Regions from separate parts of the Homo sapiens genome. Here regions 2 and 3 are each linked to region 1. Evidence: chromatin contacts called from ENCODE Hi-C or POLR2A ChIA-PET data. All regions are on one chromosome and are shown on one strand. Each heading gives the region's core, a stretch centred on a gene start or an enhancer-like site at or near the end of the contact. The rest is flanking DNA. Distances are from core to core; before and after follow the strand shown. Region 1 has its middle 52 kb from the start of CHASERR. Region 2 overlaps FAM174B (family with sequence similarity 174 member B). Region 3 overlaps CHD2 (chromodomain helicase DNA binding protein 2).

Evidence for each region. A loop is a pair of places that touch in the nucleus more often than their neighbours do. ChIA-PET counts read pairs that join two places held with the same protein, here RNA polymerase II (POLR2A). Pooled maps may share reads with other maps.
Region 2: a pooled map shows a loop between it and region 1 (2.4-fold over the local background). The contact joins two enhancer-like sites. A Hi-C loop is called at or near these places in 3 of 37 single-sample maps with no recorded cell type and 8 of 50 pooled maps. POLR2A ChIA-PET finds 5 or more read pairs at or near these places in 2 of 52 experiments (GM10248 and activated T-cell).
Region 3: a loop to region 1 is called in a pooled map, with 2.6 times the contacts of the local background. The contact joins two enhancer-like sites. A Hi-C loop is called at or near these places in 6 of 50 pooled maps. POLR2A ChIA-PET finds 5 or more read pairs at or near these places in 4 of 52 experiments (MCF 10A, T-cell, activated CD4-positive, alpha-beta T cell and 1 more).

The regions. Positions count from the first base shown.
Region 1 is chr15:92,829,058-92,833,367 of GRCh38, reverse strand. No RefSeq gene overlaps it. Among named protein-coding and RNA genes, the nearest start is that of CHASERR, 52 kb to the left of the region's middle. RefSeq lists enhancers at 234-293, 1,050-1,249, 1,630-1,679. Within about 2 kb of position 1,552, at least 41 of the 41 ENCODE cell types and tissues checked have a DNase peak (open chromatin) inside an H3K27ac peak, as active enhancers do.
Region 2 is chr15:92,636,336-92,640,264 of GRCh38, reverse strand. All of the region lies in intron 1 of FAM174B (family with sequence similarity 174 member B), which reads left to right. Among named protein-coding and RNA genes, the nearest start is that of FAM174B, 17 kb to the left of the region's middle. RefSeq lists enhancers at 536-635, 1,399-1,688. Within about 2 kb of position 1,829, at least 16 of the 41 ENCODE cell types and tissues checked have a DNase peak (open chromatin) inside an H3K27ac peak, as active enhancers do.
Region 3 is chr15:93,027,282-93,031,360 of GRCh38, reverse strand. It overlaps CHD2 (chromodomain helicase DNA binding protein 2), which reads right to left. Exons shown (of 39, transcript NM_001271.4): 39 at 3,365-4,079. Among named protein-coding and RNA genes, the nearest start is that of RGMA, 60 kb to the left of the region's middle. RefSeq lists an enhancer at 2,409-2,915. Within about 2 kb of position 2,505, at least 29 of the 41 ENCODE cell types and tissues checked have a DNase peak (open chromatin) inside an H3K27ac peak, as active enhancers do.

The DNA.
Region 1 (4,310 bases), core at 303-2,802:
TCTCTACAAAAAATTAAAAATTACCTGGGCATGGTGGCATGCACCTGTAGTCTCAGCTTCTCGTGAGACTGAGGCAGGAGGATTGCTTGAGCTAGGAGAGGTTGAGGCTGCAGGAAGCCAAGATTACGCCAGTGCACTCCAGCCTGAGTGACAGAGCAAGGACCTGTCTCAAAAAAAAAGAGAGAGAGAGAAATCTTTGTCTATAAATATGCACATCCTACTGGTTCTGTTTCTCTGGAGAGCACTATTACAGCCTGCTTTGCTAGTATCAACAAAACCACGGGCTTCTTGTCCAGAAGTTTTTGCCCCTGCTTCATAACTGCAAATGGAATTTTCATGGAAAATATTTCCTGTGTTGCTATTTTTTTTTTTTTTTTTTTTTTGTCATCCAGGCTGGAGTTCAGTGGTGCAACCTCAGCTTACTGCAACCTCCCCTCTGGGTTCAAGCGATTCTCATGCCTCAGCCTCCTGAGTAGCTGGGACTCCAGGTATGCGCCACCACGCCTGGCTGATTTTTGTATTTTTCATAGAGAGGTGTTTCACCACATTGGCCAGGCTGGTCTTGAACTGACCTCAGGTGATCTGCCTGCTTCGGCCTCCCAAAGTGCTGGGATTACAGGCATGAGCCACAGTGCCCAGCCACATTACTTCTTAATAATAGATAATGTGCCCTAATATACAGTATTTACATAAAGCCTTGCAGCAAGGTGGCAGTTTTCAGCCATTTTTTGAGGAGGATGTGAACAGGAGCCGTTACACGGCTCATCAGTCATCTGTTGCAAAGAAGCTGTGCTCAGCAGCGCAGAAGGATATCTTTCATTACTGGAAACCGTGAATCAGCTCGAGTGAAACAGGGCTCTGTCAGCTTATAACACTTAATTATGTTTTTAACTCCATAAATTAGTTCAAGTAAAGCCGTTTGAAAATAGCCAATTTCCAGTTTGAACTTACAGAAAATTAATGGCAAGAATGCAAACTTCTAATGTGTTAAGAAATTATTTGAATTTCTTAACTGTGTCTCCCACTAAAAGTTTGTGCTTTAAATTTTGTGTCAGTTCTGCATCAGAATTATTCAGTTTCCTCTTATGCAACAAACCCTAGAAAATTCTAAAGTTTCAGAATAAGAGCATTTCCTAAAGAAGAGAAAATATATTGGGGGTGGTGGGGGGGAATGGGATCAGTACGTGGCTCAAGTTTTTCACCCTTGAGGAGTTAAGAAAAACACTTCAACATAAGGACAAAAGCTCCCTTGTTTAAGCACTTCCCCAGCTGCACTTCAACTAAATATATCCTGGGCAGAGTGTTTTCATTTCTCCACCCCTCTCCTGAGCCAATCACATGGTGACAAACAGCTCGGAGGCCCCTTGGGACTAGCACTGCAGAGGTACAGGCTTGGTTACAGGGCTTCGCGTTCCTTTCCAGCACAGGCCTGCTCTGGGCCGCCCTGCCTCCCCCAGAGGCTGCAGGGAGCCCCAAGCAGGCGCATTGCGGGCTCTGCTCAGAGAGACGCCTCCACGGGTTAATTCAGCGGCCTCTGTCTGGAATTCATGCACCACCTGGGCTGACAGCATGAATGACTCATTGTTTCCCCTCTGAACAGGCTGAGGAGTGCTTCTTGGTGTCAATAACTGAGGCAAAGTAAAATTGTTTTTTCCCTTTCAACATGACCAATTTTCTAAGACTGAATATAGAACTGGAAATCTGCAGGGTGTGTTTCTTCTGCGGCAACGGTAGCCAAGGTTACTGCTTTGAGTTGGTCTGCAGGGACAGAGGATTAAAATTTACTGTCTATAAACAGAAGAAGGCCTAAAGCCAGAGCTCCTTTATTTACAGCTTGTGTCATGGTTTTATAAAATGAAGGAAACTTAATTGAAACCTCTAGTTTGTGTAAACCTGGGATCTGACTGTACACAATACCTGATTTTATTTCTAATACCCGTGATTTGTATAAATGAAGATTTTGATGATAATTTTCCCATAGCTAAGTATAAGACATGTATGCTTTGAAGTCCATATATGAATCTTCCATACCAGCATTTCCAAAGCAGTGTATTAATAATTATGCCCCACCTTCAATTTTCCTATATGGCACCCTTCTCATTTTCAGTTACTTTTAGTTTCCTTGGGAAACTGGACTGGTTGATATTCCTGGACTATGGGATCTTTTTGCCTTGCTTACGCATATCTCAGTCCAAAAGCTTGACAGCCAGAACTATACAGATATTTTACTACCTTTCTGCAAGTGTGCGTGTATAACACTCTTGTTTCTTTGAACTCTTGTTTCTTTGGCCTCTTATACTTTCCTAAACTTTAGGTGTTTTTTTAAAAAAATTCAAAAAGAGGCCGGGCGCGGTGGCTCATGCCTGTAATCTCAGCACTTTGGGAGGCCGAGGGGGTCAGGTCACGAGGTCAAGAGATGGAGACCATCCTGGCCACTATGGTGAAACCCCATCTCTACTAAAAATACAAAAATTAGCTGGGCATGGTGGTGTATGCCTGTAGTCCCAGCTACCCGGAGGCTGAGGCAGGAGAATTGCTTGAACCAGAGTTGGAGACTGCAGTGAGCCAAGATCACACCACTGCACTCCAGCCTGGCGACAGAGCAAGACTCTATCTCAGAAAAAAAAAAAAAAAAAAATTCAAAAAGAAAGATGTAGAAAAAAAAGAAATAAATGCAGAAAGGAAAGGGAAAAAGGTCTTGTGTAGATTCAGGACCTTGGTTCTAATTCAAATCTGGGAGGTTAGCATGCAACAGAGTACTTTCTTCATCCAATTAAGTAGCAGCCCTGAATAGATTCCAAGTCATTCTGACTTTGAATAGGGATGAGGACAGCTGATACTGAAGAAGAGAGAATGTTGAGGCCCATGTATAGCCTTAAAAGAGAGAGAGAATGAACTTGGGATGTGGAGATTAAATAGGGCGTTTAATAAAATGGCAGTAGATGCTTTTATTTTAATTGGTATCAATCAGCTCAAGTAACCTTTAAATTTCTGCAATAACAGGAGACTGAGTTGGCTTTGGCAGGGCTCTCTATCCCAGGAATGGAAACTCACGCAGGTTCTGAATCAGAAAGAATCAAAATAACAAAAAAAAATTTCCGTCTTTCAAATCTATGCTATAATTTAGCAAACTGAGTATCTTTCCTTGCTTGCCAGTATCTTTAAAATAAAGTCAGGTATCAAAATATTTGTATTCCCTTTTTCGAAGCTAATAAAAACCTGCAAAGATTAAGTATTTCTCCATTTTTGTAGAGAACACAATTATTACAGCGTGCTTACAAAATGACAATTCTCAAAGCTTCAATTTCTCACATCTAACAGCTAGTAAATGTGTAGTAAATGTGTAGTTCTCTGAATGAGACCCTTTTACATCATATGCAATAAATCTATTTGTCAAAGAGTCTCCTTAGCTACTGAAGATTTCATGGTCCTTGTGCCAACAGAATCAAGCACTTTGGTTGAATATCTGGAGGATTGTGACTTGAGACATGCAGGATGGACACAATCCTACTATGTGCCATACGGTTTGGTTCTTCCAACAGAGTGAAAAAACTTCTAGGCAGCTTCTAGCCTCTGAGAAACGTGCCTTAATTAGCTGAGTGTGGCGGCGTGCGCCTGTAGTCCCAGCTACTAGGGAGGCTGAGGCAGGAGAATCACTTGAACCCGGGAGGCAGAGGTTGCAGTGAGCCGAGATCACGGACTACCACTGCACACTGCACTCCAGCCTGGGTGACAGAGTGAGACTCCATCTCAAAAAAAAAAAAAAAGAAAAAAAAAGAAAGGTGCCTTATTTCCATTTCTCATCAATACAGCCAGCTTTCCCTTGGCCCCACTTAGTCTTTTCATCAAGACAAGGCTCTCAAGACTAACTTTAAGTCCTTCCTAGTGGGCGATGTGTTCCTTCTGCTTTTCTCAAGTCCAGAGTAAGGGCAATTTACATAGCTGATTGTTCCTTTCAACTGCATAGAACTCTTTCACCACCAGTTTAATAAATGTAAAATTATCGGATGCAGGCTTCCCCTCAAGAGAATCCTTGTTGTATACACTTCAGTTTTTTTGTTTGTTTGTTTTTTAAGACAGAGTCCCGGCCAGGTGCGGTGGCTAACGCCTGTAATCCCAGCACTTCGGGAGGCCAAGGCGGGCAGATCACGAGGACAGGAGTTCAAGACCAGCCTGGCTAACATGGTGAAACCCCATCTCTACTAAAAAAAAAATACAAAAATTAGCCGGGTGTGGTGGCACGTGCCTGTAATCCCAGCTACTTGGGGGGCTGAGGCAGGAGAATCGCTTGAACCCAGGAGGCGGAGGTT
Region 2 (3,929 bases), core at 580-3,079, 190 kb after region 1:
ACCTTGACTTTAAGACATTTTTATGTGTTTACATTTATCATCCTTTTTTAAAAAAATGGATTTTGGATTTCTCCCATGTTTTCTTCTAGTACTTCTATGGTTTTATTTTCTACATTTAAGTCTGATCCGTCTAATTTATGCTGATACAAAGTGTGAGATATGGGTGGTTATCAACAAAATATTTAATGAGTTACCTTTTTCTCACTCATTTGAAATGCCATCTTTATCCTATACTAGATTCCAGTGTGTATTTGGGTGTATTTCTGGACTTTCTATTCTGCTATAGCATCTGATTGTTAGTGTGGGATGCCACTGTGTATTAGTCTGTTCTTGCACTGCTATAAAGAAATACCTGAGACTGGGTATTGGCTAATGGTTCAGCATGCTGTACAGGAAGCATAGCAGCTTCTGCTTCTGGGGAGGCCTCAGGAAGCTTCCAATCATGGTGGAAGGCAAAGGGGAGCAGGCACTCACATGGTGGGAGCAGGAGCAAGAGAAAGAGCAAGGCGGGAGGTATCACCCACTTTTAAACCACCAGATCTCTCAGGCACTCACCCACTCACTATCATAAGAACAGCGCGAAGAGGATGGTGCCAAACCGTTCATGAAGGCCCACCCCCATGATCCAGTCACCTTCCACCAGGCCCCACCTCCAGCACTGGGGATTACAGTTCAACATGAGATTTGGTTGGGGACACAGTTCCAAACCTTATCACACTGTGTTCAGTTATTGTAGTTTTACAGCATGTTTTACTAATCTAACTCCTTTATAGAATTTTCATGGCTATTCCATTCTTGCTGCTTCTCCCATCCTCATGAATTTTGGAATCAGCTCATTTAGATCCCCAGCAGAAATTGGTCGGTATCTTACTGCATTTCACTGAGCTTGCAGATTAATTTAGATGGCTTGAAATCTTTATGAGATTGAAACTTCCTAGTCAGAGGCGCAGCGTGCCCTCCTTCTGTTGACACAAGCTTGTTTTGGTTGCTTTTGGTTATCGCGGGAGCTGGCTGGCAACCAAAAGAACTTGCAGGGGCACCTCTGGGTCCTGAGAAGTGTCTGTTGAATGCCGAGTCGTAGGGTTGGGGCACATCCAGAGGTCCGAGGTGAGTTCCTACCCTCTTGTTGGAGTGTGAAGGGCTCATGTTGTGGAGTGTGATGCATCTGGATTCGAGCTCTGCTTGCTTCCTGGGACAGGTCACTCAGTGCCTTCTGGCCTTGGTTTCCTTGCCTTGATAATGGGAGCCCTCCTTGCCTCACTGGCGGGAGGCTGTGATGAGATCACATGTGCATTAGCTGGCACTCAGGGTTGTCGCCTCACAGTGCCTGCTGGTACCGTCACCCCAGTGCTGTGGATGACGCAGGAGGGGCCTGTGTGCCTGGAGGTCATGTGTAGACAGTGCCCCGTGGCAGGGATGTGCCTATGAAGAGGGGCTGCAGGATTCGGAAGAAGGAGAAAACCCAGCCTGGTTGCGATGTCCTGCAATGGCCTCAGGAGAAGTGAGAAAGCCTGTGGCCCCCTGGAGTAAGTAGAGTGAGAAGTGTTAGAGGCTGTGTCATCAGAACCCGGACCACACCTGGCAGGAAGTAGAAATGGATGAAGAAATTCGGGTTCATGACGAGAGGCTTGCTCAGAAGCACACCAACAGGGGAATTGCAGGGCTGACCCCTGAACCTCAGTCGCTGCACTTTGAGTTGGTGGCTCTGACTGTCACACTCAAAACTGAACTGAGTCTAAAGGGTTTAGTCCTGTTTTATTCTCTTCGTGGGTGAGGGCGAGGAAGGAAGGCCTCCCCCTCTGTAGGCTGCCAGGGCCTGGTGTCCTCCCTCGGCCTCCTTGTTTGTATAAGTGGGACGTATGAGCACTCACACGAAACCTGTTTCTGAGCAGCTGGTGAACAGTCCATTGAGTAAACAAACCCTCTGGCTTCAGGATTATATTTCAGACTAAAAGAATTTTGAACCTCTCCTCTCTCTTGTTAGAAATGAGTTTTGGTTCGGATGGAAGGGTGCTTTATCTCTTCTAGAAATTATCTGGCCTTGCCTATTCCTGTGAAGACAATATGGACATTTATTTATTAATAAAAGGACCACTTTACATCTCAACCAGGTTGAGGCCTCCTGGTTAACAGTAGCCTATCTCAGAAAAGAAAGATTCCTGCTGTGGAAGATGGGCCAGCAGTCTTTTCACTTCTTTATTTCCCAAAGTTCGTTCTTTGATGGGGAGTGCTAGCTGGTCTGTCCTTGTAGGCTGCCGTCCCACTGGCCCCCAGCACCACCCAGTACACAGCTGAGGGGACAGGCTCTGGACGTGGGGGCACTGGGCTGCGAACCCAAGTCTGATTGCAAACCTGGGCTCTTTCTAGAACCAGGTGCTTTGTCCTTGAGCTGCGTGTGTCTTTGAGTAAAATGAGGGCCCTGTCCCCAAGGCTGGCCCACTGCCCACGAATGGACCCAGGGGATTTCAGCTTCATCACAGCCGTGTAGTCTCTGCCTTTGCCTCAGGCTCATGGCAGTTCTGGGAGGTGCAGTTGCCGGTTGTTTGTCCTCATTGAAAGCCTGCTTACAGGTAGCCCTAAGCAAAAAATGTCAACTCTGCTTCTGTGTGTGTGGTTCATTGTTTCTATAAGGGGCAGAGTCCTGGGGTTTAAACAGGCTTGAGGATATAGGAAAATTATACTTACATATGGAAGGCTAACTATTAAAATGTGGAAAAAGCCCCAGGAAGGTGTTGTGATTACAGTGGTGGTTTCCCTTCGTGCAGTGCCTTCCCTGAGACCTCGAGGCAGTTAAGGTTTGCTAGGTTGTGTGTGTGACAGAAAACCTGGCCCCGGCTGGCTTTGGTGAAAGAGAGAGTAGCCTTGTAGTTTTTAAGGAGAGCTGGCTTGGTAGTCGATTTAGGACTTGGTCTCTCTCTTTCCAATCTGCCCTCTACCATATTGCCTTTACTTTCTGTTTCTAGATGGTGGCATGATGGCTTATGTCATCTGGGCCTCAAGGCCAGTGGGAGGGACACCCACCTGCCCTGTTCCAGCCTTCACAGCAGAGAGTCATTGGCTCGGGTTGGTCGTGCCTTCCCCTGCCCACTGCCCTGCTCCTCTGCCATTGCCATGGCCTGGGGGGTAGCAATGCCTGGATTGGCTCAGGCTCCAGGCTCACGTCCACTCCTGGAACTGGGGGTGTGGCCAGGCCCATGTGGGAGGGGCTTCACCCAGGGCACAGAGGATACAGATGCCAAAAGGAGGGAGGAAGTGGGCGTGGGCTGGCTGCAAACCAGCACACCTGAGGGAGTCACAGTTTAGGAAGGGTTTGTTAGAAGTGTGTCCAGATTAGTGTGGAATATGAAAATGTGAGCTGTGCAAAGTGACACATTCCAGAGTGTGATGAGGGAGGGCAAAGAGTTTTTTGGCGCTAAAGTCAAGTGGCTGCGAACTCCGGTGAGGCGTGGAGTGGGGCTCTTGGATGGGAGTGAGTGGGGGTGACAGAGCAGGGCATACCAGGGATGACTCAAGGCGACCTGTTGGGGAGGTCTCAGCTGGAGCACCCCCTGGCCCTCTCAGGGGTCATATGTGCTCACTATGCCCTGTGATTTTCCCGAGTTGCTTCCAGTCTATACTCTCAAGCCCCATGCAGCCTATCTCCGCGGCACATTTCAGACCATGGGTAGTTGTGCGGCACTTTCACTCACCCACGTGGGAAGGAGGCCCCACTGAAAGTCTCCTGGTCACTGGACTGCCTGCTTCAAACCCTAGCTCTGCCACTGATTAGCTACATGGCTGTGGGCAAGTCGGCTTCCCTGAGCCTCAGTCTCCTCAGTTGTTAGACAGGGATACCAGCAGCACATGCCTTGAAGCGTGCTTTAGATGTTTTACATTTGATCACAAATTTAAATCGCTTAGCTGGCACCCAGGAAAAGTTAAACTTTTAG
Region 3 (4,079 bases), core at 1,256-3,755, 200 kb before region 1:
TGGGGCTGGTTGCAGTGAGGGGACTCAAGAAGGTTCGAGTGGCCAGCAGGGGCAGGTCACAGAGGGCCCCAGACCCAAACCAGGGCGCTTGGACATTAAGGTGAAGGTCACCGAGAACAGCCGGTGATGCCAGGGGGGCCTTGTGGCTCAGAAGGGTCCCTACAGTTGCCCCTCCCAGGTGGGAGGAAGGAGAGGCTGGACTGCAGAGCAGGACCCCCTGTGCGTCCCCGCACAAGGGCTGGAAGTAGGGATGAAGGAGGCTGGGGACGGGGCAGCCTGTCCCCTCGCGTCCCCTGCTCTTGGAGGGCAGTGAGGCTGCCTCTCCCTGCAGCCTCTGCCCCTCTCTTCCCCGTCCGTCTCCCTTCCTGCGGAAGCCACGTGGCTCCACATCTCCTGGGGTGTGGGGGGCTTTGTTGTGGGCTCCAAGGGGGAGAGACCCACCCGGGCAAGGGAAGAGCCCGGAACCTTCCCTGGGTTGGGTTTAGGTGTTGGGTGCCGGGCAGGCTGTTTGTGGAAATCTGCTGCCCTCTGCAGGATGGTTCTAGAACCACATTCGCTCAGGGGCCCTCAGTCTAGGCTTCAGAGAGTGGGAGCTGATCCCAAACACCGCACAGGCCCCAGTGCCACCCTTTGATCATGACAGCTGCCGAGCCCACCTGACATGCACCTCAGGGACCTCACTTGTCCCTGCCCAGCCTGGTGAGAAGCTGTCAGTATCTATTTGTAGTTAAGGCTTGGAGATAGAGAATGTGCTCCACAACACCAGCTGGTAAGAGACAGAGCCAATGTTCAAATCCAGTCTGTCCAGCCATGCCCGGCACCCACCCGCTGGCCCACGTGCCTTCCTGACCGCCCATCCTCATCGCCAGGGCTTGGCCGTCTGAGTAGGGGTTGAAGTTTGCCCAGATCCAGGATTTTCACGACCCTGTCCCTCTACCTCTGGCTGTTTTCTCCCTGGCACTCATGTGACGTTTGTCCTCTTACTGTTTGCTTCTCTAGGGCCCGCCCCCAACCCCTACCCCAGCTAGAATACCAACTCCAAGGGGCCAGGGCCCTTATCCTCCTGGTTCACTGCGCGGGTCCAGCTCCTGGAGCAGGACCAGCCCACAGGAGGGGCTGGAGACCTGGTTCAAGGAAAACGTCCTCTCCCATAACTGTCTGGTTCCAGCAGTGTCTCCCCCATGAGACTATGAGCTCCTGGGGGTTCTAGTCCCTGCTGGGCCTTCCTGCTGGGGTTTAGTCTCCCCGCACAGCAAGCTGCGGCTTTCCAGAAGCCCTGGCCAATGGGGCTCCAAGAGGGCAGCTCGCTTGTCTTGCAGTCTCTGGAGTGGGAGGTGCTGGGCCCGGTGCTCACCGGGCCTGCCCTCCAGGCCGGGCAAGCTCTGTCCTTAGTCTGCCTCAACCCATCCAGCTGCCCTCTGACTCAACCCTCTCCACCCATTCCCCAGCCAAGGACTTTGAATGCTGTCTCTTCCAGGTCGCCCTTAGGGTTACAAACCTTTTCCTTTTCCACTGTGCACACTCTCACTTAAAAACCGCATGAACCCAAGAAGCGGCCTCCTTCCTTTGCAGGTGAAGATGCAAGGTGATCACCCAGCTGAACATGGGGAGGGACCACATGGGGGCAATGCGCTGACTCGGGAGGCCCCTTTACAGCCCCCCAACGCCCCGAGGGCCACCACAGTGCCTGTGGTTAACGGGGCCCGTGTTTTAGCAACAATTCCTTCTTAGGTCACTAAAGAAATTAAGAGGAAGCTCACGTGTGATGTTCCGGAAGTGGATATTGTTCTGCCCATCTTCGAGGTAAGAAGCCTTTAGGCCATGGACTGGTCCATGTTCCCACACAAAGCCAGACAGCAGGAGGCTCAGCGCAAAACCAGGTGGCCTGAGCACACTGTCATCCACCACATCACACGCCAGCAGAACTGACCAGAACACCCCCAAGACGTCAAGCCTGGGGGAGGGGCCCACCGGCAGCAGCGGGAACAGCTCCTCAATTAGTGCCCAGGTTTCTGCAGGATGGAACTTTCACTGAATCCAGCTGCACCTTCTCCTCCCCACCCGCTCACTGATCAGAACAGATTTGAGGTGGGCTGGGAGACCAAATGGGTCCCATGAGATATGACAGAAAGGACTGGTGCAGGGGGCTTCAGTTAAGGCAACGCCTCACATCAGAGCTGGTCCTGCGCCTTTAAAAGCCACAGGTTGGAATCTGGAGCCGACTCTGGTCTGGCAAACTGCAGGGACTTGGGTTTCAATAAGTGACCTTTCTGTTGGCGCTGACTGAGGAGGGCTTGCCGTGATGCCAGGCGTGCGAGGCCCTGCCAGGGAGGAGGGAGGAGGCAGGGGCCCTGGGCCGGCCGCTTCCAGTAAAAGGCAGGCGTTTTGGCAGCTGGCAGTTTCGAAGCCTTGTTGCTATTGTAAGTCATAATAAGCTGATTATTGCAGTACTTGTTCTTAAAGTTTCCCCAAATTGTTCCAGCTGAGTCATGAGTTACAACACGATTGTGAGTCGTTTCTTGATGGGCACCAAGAGCCCTCAGCTTTTCTTCGTCTTTCTCAAGAACTACGTGAACTAAAAATCCCAGCCTCCCGCTCCAGCGCGGGCCAGGGCTGGCAAGGGCCCCTGCGTCCAAGTCCCCTGGGCTGACGGAGCGGAGTCACAGCAGTTGACAGCTCAGCTCTCAGTAGACACATGGCTTATTTGGTATCAAGATTTAAGAGCTAGTCTCAAAGTCACCAAAACATTAGTGAAAATCGTGGATCTGGGCAAACTTCAACCCTTATTCAGACAGAGATCTCCGCCCGCAGGCTGTGCCACCCTTCCTCTGTCTGGGCTGCACCAGAGCTGGGCCTGCCCCTGTGCCAGAATACTAAAGCTAACGTTTGTGTCAGTGTTTCCATTATAAAATGCCACCCCCCAGACCCCATCTGTTAAATTACCCTCAAAGCTACAGGCTGGCAGACACAGTGTTATTTCCTTCAGGATAGAAGGGGTGGCCCCCCTAGGTCTCCCTGGATCCCCCCAGGCAGGACTAACCCACGGGAATTAACTACCGGTTTCGGCAACCCTGGCCCTCCCTCAAGTGCAGAGCTGTGGGCCACAGCCTGGAGTTGCTCGGCCAGGGAGCTGTTCACCTCGACGACGGCATACTCAGGAACAGCTTAGGTATCTGTGGTGTTAAGGCCGGTACGCAACAATGCAACTGGTACTGGATGGAGGGAAATGCAACTTTAAAAGACTCCACTTCACAAGCTGTCAAAACATCTGGATGTGACCCAGCAACCAACGAGGGAAGGTAGACAAGGCGGTATCTCTAGTCACAGAGCTCACACCACAATGCAATGCAACGTGTTAGCCCAATTCTAAAAATGCTCAGTAACACTTTTTAATATACAAGAATCAAAAGTACAGCAGTTTTACAATGTAGGAAAATTTAATACATACTATATAAACAACATTATTTACATCAGAAATCACTAGGACAGTGGCATTTTTCACAAATATAAATTAATTACTGTTTAGTCAACAGGTTTTAAAAGTCCACAATTTTACAATAAAGAAAAACCATCTGTCCCCAGATGAGTGGGGCACAGATGGCCTAAAGCAGCCTGGACCCTTGGCATGGCTCCCCTCGCCCAACGTGGCAGCCCTCAGAGGAGCCGGAAGACCGCTGGTGCTGGGCCTGGGCTGCTGCTCCTGCTGACAAGTGGATTTTGGTCTGTAGGATTTCAGTGTCATTGTGTGACTTCCTAAATCAACTGTGTTTGCACCGTGAGGACTGATGCAACTTTCAGACACACCAGGCCAGAATGTCTGCAGCACAGCGTGCAAAGTGTTTGGGCTTCCCTTCGAAGGGCTGAGGAATGACTGAAAGGAGAGTGAGCCCCGGGCTCTGCTGGCACCTGTCTGTCCGGCTCTGAAAGACCGCAGTGATTAGCTTGGGGTTTCACCTGGCCCTTTTCTAAGGCCATAGTGTATCATGTCAACCCTTGTTCACGTGCAGGTTTTAGGTGATGCTAACTCCCTCTTTCTCAACCTGTTATTTCTACCAACAATGAAATCTTTCAAAGCCAGA